Linked DNA regions of Homo sapiens: region 2 is linked to region 1. The links are chromatin loops, found by intact Hi-C in ENCODE. Cell type or tissue: K562. All regions are shown on one strand. Links, peaks and the distances in the headings refer to the core of each region. The heading gives the core; the rest is flanking DNA.

Region 1 (2,918 bases), core at 328-2,827:
GAAATGTCAGATTTTTTTTTAATTTAATGAAATTGTTAATGAGGAAAAATTTTTAATATAGTCTTATCTACCACACATCCCCATAGATTTAAGGATTTTAATAGAAAGACATGATGTATGTATTTAAGCCACGTTAAAAGAAAAAATATAACTATGGACCGGTATTCAGTGAATACAGTTTCATGGTTTTTAATTCTTTCAAAGCACATTAAAAATGGTGTGCTGATAAACCCCAAGTAAATTAACCCTTTTTCCGTATAAATCCATTTTTTGTTTTGAAGAGGGGAAATTATATTTATTGTTGTTTACTGAATCCTGGTGTGAAAGCATATCAGATATGTATGAACTGCTACTGCTGTACTTCCGATTTACGGACATCATTTTATTGCTATTTGTAGACGTGATAACATGAACATGAGTACCTATTTATGTGGGCCTTCAGTGGATGGGCAGTGCCACTCAGGTCTCTGGGGTTTCCCTCTCTAATTTTAAGTAAATTGACATATAACTACTATGCTTATAAAAATGAAGTAAGGAAAACAAGTAGTCCTGTTTGCCACTAAAAACATTTTCAAAGGAAAAATAAAATGAAAGTACTTTTTACTTTTTATGATACTCAGAAATTAGGATGAAGAACTTTTAAAATTGCTGAAGATCAAAGAGGTTATCTCTGCCAGTCACAAGTGTGGCTGGTGTCATTCTGGGTCTGACTGGAGCCCTCCTGGACTGTTTCTTTAATTTCAAAAGCCCTGCAGACATAGTACCTGGTCAGAACTATGCCTCGGTTTATTTATCATTTTGAAATAAAATCAGAATTTCAACCTGTAATTTTATCTACATTATTTTCTAGTGAAAGATTCCTAAATTTCCTGGGGAAAAAAAAAAAAGATCAAGGAGTGAGAACATTGGGAATGATAGTAAGAGGCGTTTAACAAAAAAGAAGAAAGGACAAATATACTCCCCTAAAATAGTGTACACAGACTTCCCTTTGACTTGTGCCCTTGCAATCATTGGTGTGTGTTAACATCCAGTGTGTTCCAGGCTCTGGGAACGTATAAATTTGTTATTATAAAAGGCACAGATGGGGGTGGGGGGGCGGGGAATTTGTAGGCAGGGAGGCTCAGGGGGTGCTTGCTGGACGAACATTCTGGATGTTTGAGGACTCAGAAGACGCACATCCCTGTGCCCTTCTTTTTTAAACAATTATTTGAAGACAGTCTAGCTAAAGACGAATCATATCAAAATTAAAGACTTCAGAATTTGGAGGCCATGGTAGAAAGAATTAGTGATCATTCCCTACTCATTTTGAACGCAAACTAATGAATGACGCAACCTGGGCTGATGCTGCTCTACGTGACCGTCCTCAGCTGCCCCCTTCTGGTTTCTTCTCTCTAACTCATGCATGAAAGTCGACTAGGCTTACAATGCTTGTCACACTTTTCTTTGAAAAGCCCATTGATGCTGTTCTGTTGTTTTCTAGCATTATAGCAGAAGACAAGTCTAAGACCAGGCTGATTTTTGTTCTCTTGTAGGTTTTGTTTTTCTGCCTGGGTGCTTCTGTTTTTTAATTTTATCCCTGTAATTCAGAAAGAAAATTACCTCAATATAGAAATACATCTATCCAGTGACTTTTCATGCTAGGAAAACTTCAAGTTTAATCTCTACATGACTGGCTTAATTTTTACTGTCATTCTGGTGCTTCCTGTTTCTAATATGGATTTTCTCATTGCACTTCTAATTTTCTGGAATTTGCCTCACTGACCTTCCTTTACCTCTCATTTCTTTAGTTTACTTATATTCTCTTCCTTTTCATAGGAGCCATATTTTCTTGTATCCCTTTAAGGATGTTAAAAGTTTCCTACATTTTAATCTGATCCTTAAGGTAGCTTCTGCCCAAAGTACTGGGTCTTTTGTTTGATTTTCAATACCTCACACTGGATCCATGGGACAATGAGCAGTATTTGCCAGCAGGCCTGGATAATGGATTGCCCTTGATTCTTTACCTGGATGTGGTCGCAGCCCCATCTTGCTGCCCCAGCTGGGATGCCAAAACGTCTGCTCTTTGCTAAGTCCATTGGCCTAGCTATCTTTCAAGTGCAGCCGGCTTATCTATCTTAAGCTGTACAAATGCCCCATTACCAAGGTTCTCCTTGCCACCTTCTCTCAGGAACAAAAATATGAAATCTCTTTTGTATAGCAGTGGTCCAGTGGCCCCAATCTATGATGTTTAAAACTCTTGCTTGGCTGGGTGCAGTGGCTCACCCCTGTAATCCCAGCACTTTGGGAGGCCGAGGCGGGCAGATCGCTTGAGGTCAGGAGTTCGAGACCAGCCTGGCCAACATGGCAAAACCCCGTCTCTACTAAAAATACAAAAATTAGCTGGGCTTGGTAATGGGCATCTGTAATCCCAGCTACTCAGAAGGCTGAGGCAGGAGAATCACTTGAACCCAGGAGACGGAGGTTGCAATGAGCCAAGATTGCACCACTGCACTCCAGCCTCGGCGACAGAGCAAGACTCCATCTCAAACAACAACAACAACAACAAAACTCTTGCTCAATGTGTGCAGGATCAGCAGTGTGCAAAAATGTTTTTAAATGTTCTTAGATAACTTCAGTGTATTTTTCTTCTTGAAATATGTTTGACAAATGGCTTCTACTTTTAAATCTTTCCTGAGTGGAAAAGATCCTGGATAAATACATCAATAGAGTTCAGTGTTACAAGCAAAAATATACACACACACGTTGAAAACAGAATTTATCAAACCCCTGTAAAACTGTAAAGCCCTCAGTAGTTTTTTCTTTGGAAGCAGGCATATTTGGACAGCAGCAGTCAAGAACTACATAGACTTTCCACTGAATGGAACTCTAGACTTAGACAAGGTCTGGCCCACCTCGTTTTCCAGCTGTGTGGCAGTCCC
Region 2 (2,918 bases), core at 137-2,636, 130 kb before region 1:
CTCATCCAGGACTTCTTAGACTCATATGTTCGGTGTATTTGCTGTAGTTGTGATTATGCTACATAGTAATTCCTTCTATGCATCTATTACCTGTAGGCATTAAGCTACACATTTTGTGATAACTTGTTTCTATTTTCTATTTTGAAAAAAATTAAAATTATGAAAAAGTTACGAGAATAGTAGGATGAACACCATACACCCTCTGCCCAGGTTCATCAATGTTAGCAGCTGAATACAGTTGCTTCATCTCCCCCTCTCCCACGCATTCATTATTGTTAGTGTTATATTCTGAGCATCTTGACATTACTCTTGAACTTCTTGCTAAAACATTTGAACACCACTGAAAAGCTGACTTCCTCAGAGTTTCCCATTTTCACACTAAATGTCCTCTGAGACCTAACCAATCTTGAGCGGACCAGTTAAATGGCATCAAAAAAAGTTAACAAACCCAGAAGCAATTTTAAAGGATAAAGTTAAGTTAACTTGGCTGGGCGTGGTGGCTCATGCCTGTAATCCCAGCACTTGGGGACTCTGACGTGGACAGATTACCTGAGATCAGGAGTTTGAGACGAGCCTGGCTAACATGGTGAAACCCCGTTTCTACTAAAAATACAAAAAATTAGCCAGGTTTGGTGGTGCACGCCTGTGATCCCAGCTATTCTAGAGGCTGAGGCAGGAGAATCGCTTGAACCCGGGAGGCAGAGGTTGCAGTGAGCTGAGATCGCGCCATTGCACTCCAGCTTGGGCAACAAGAGCGAAACTCCGTCCCCAAAAAAAAAAAAGTTAAGTTGACTTTTCACCAACCTAAAGTTAACATCATGTATTAGGAGTCAGAGTTAATGGTTCTCTAATTCTGTCTAGGCTTACCCTGTAAAGACACACAGGCAGAGAAAGACAGAGAGAGGGAGAGAGAGAGTTCTGCCCCAAACACATTTTGCCAAAATGAGCGTGTGACATGTTAAAGCATCATTTCACACCTCTATTGTAATTTAACTTTCTACTTACATAGATTTTGCTCTGAGTTCATCCTCATCGCAGCTTTATGGGAAAAATCACCAAATCCCTGTACAAAGAACTGCTGGGATTTTTTTCTTTAACTCTACTGCCATCTAGTGTTGAGAAAAGAGAATTCTGGACTCTGCAAAAAAGAATGTATATTATTTGCTATTTGCTTGTATATCTAGATTCAAACCTGTTTTATTGCAGAATAAATTTGGAAGCTATATCCACCATGATCTTCTTGTTTTATTTTGGATTCAGTAAAATTTCTAAGAAAAAAACTTCAAAAATTAGGCCATATTTCACATTATCCTGAAGGCAAGATGGACAGTAAGGCTTAGTTTTCCCAGCGACCCTTTGGCCCATTTGGCGTCACAAAGGAGTTCCCCTCTTCCTTCCAGCTATTTGTCTGGTTCTTTGGCATGACTTCTTTGTGATGCTTACTGGTCATTGGCTGTTTCCTGTGACTCCTGTGGGAATGTGAGCTCCCGGAAGGCAGAGATTTTGCCTTTTTTTTTTTTCTTTCCTGCTTTGTTCATTGATATATCCGAAATTACTAGAGCAAAGCCTGGAACATACATGACAAGCATTTAATAATTATTTATTCAATAAATAAAGGAATAAATGAAGGAATGTTGGGAATCATTCTAGAAATGGGTGTAAAGGCATACTAGGGGACTTCGAAAAGGTCATGGGGGCCAGGCACGGTGACTCACGCCTGTAATCCTAGCACTTTGGGAGGCCAAGGCAGGAGGATTACCTAAGGTCAGGAGTTCAAGACCAGCCTGGCCAACAAGGTGAGACCCGGTCTCTACTAAAAATACAAAAATTAGCCAGGCATGATGGTGCACACCTGTAATCCCAGCTACTCAGGATGCTGATGTAGGAGAATCACTTGAACCTGGGAGGCAGATGTTGCAGTGAGCCAAGATCATGCCACTGCAGTCCAGCCTAAACGACAGAGCAAGACTCCGTCTCAAAAAAAAAAAAAAAAAAGAATTAAAAGATAAAAATACCAGCCTGGCCAACATGGTGAAACCCCATCTCTACTAAAAATACAAAAATTAGCCAGGTGTGGTGGTGTGTGCCTGTAATCCCAGCTTCTCGGGAGGCTGAGGCACAAGAATCATTTGTGCCCAGGAGGTGGAGATTGCAGTGAGCCAAGATCGTGCCACTGCATTCCAGCCTGGCCGACAGAGCCAGACTCTGTCTTAAATAAATAAATAAATAAATAAATAAATAAATAAATAAATAATATAAACTTTATTTCCCAACATAAGCTTCATCAAGTTCAAGATACTTTTCTAAGTGATGATACCAACCATTTTGTCCATCCCTAAAGAACTGAGGGTCCTGGGAATTTAACCATGTTCATGTTGTCTTTTCTATGTTATTAACTGAGGAAAAATGGGTGATCTTTAAAGATTTTTTTAAGAATAGAAAACAGAAAGAAGTCAGATGGAGCCAAATCAGGACTGGAGGATAGGCACCTAATGATGTCTCATCAAAACTCTTGCAAGATTGACCTTGTTTGCTGAGAGGAATGAGCAGCAGCATTGTCATGGTAGAGAAAGACTCTCTGGTGAAGCTCTTCCAGGAGTTTTTCTGCTAAAACTTTTGCTAGCTTTCTCAAAATGCTCTCATAATAGTCAGATGTTATTGTCCAGAACATCAACAAGCAAAATGCCTTGAGCATCCCAAAAAACTGTTGCCATAACCTCAGCTCTTGACCCATCGTCTTTTGCTTTGACTGCACCACGTTCACCTCTTGGTAGCCATTGCTTTGATTGTGCCTTGTCTTCAGGACCATACTGGTAAAGCCATGTTTCATCTCCCGTTACTAGTCTGAAGAAATGCTTCAGGATCTTGATCCTATGTATTTAAAATTTCCACGGAAAGCTCGGCTTTTGTCCACAGCT

Evidence for each region. Hi-C counts contacts between places; a loop is a spot of excess contacts. Peaks named below come from ENCODE experiments on the same cell type or tissue, not always from the same donor. Only the 100,000 strongest peaks of a DNase experiment are listed, where the experiment ranks them.
Region 2: it touches region 1 in a loop (5-fold over the local background); 5 of 110 quality-filtered maps call a loop at or near these places.

What each region holds. Positions count from the first base shown.
Region 1 is chr9:86,285,643-86,288,560 of GRCh38, reverse strand. It overlaps TUT7 (terminal uridylyl transferase 7), which reads left to right. Exons shown (of 27, transcript NM_024617.4): 27 at 1-828. Among named protein-coding and RNA genes, the nearest start is that of ISCA1, 4.6 kb to the right of the region's middle. In K562, for the core only: CTCF peaks have their summits at 1,367 (motif pointing left) and 2,035; no DNase peak of the experiment used is centred there.
Region 2 is chr9:86,412,658-86,415,575 of GRCh38, reverse strand. It overlaps LOC102724080 (a long non-coding RNA gene), which reads right to left and starts at 1,735. Exons shown (of 2, transcript XR_007061636.1): 1 at 1,006-1,735. In K562, for the core only: a CTCF peak has its summit at 1,120 (motif pointing left); no DNase peak of the experiment used is centred there.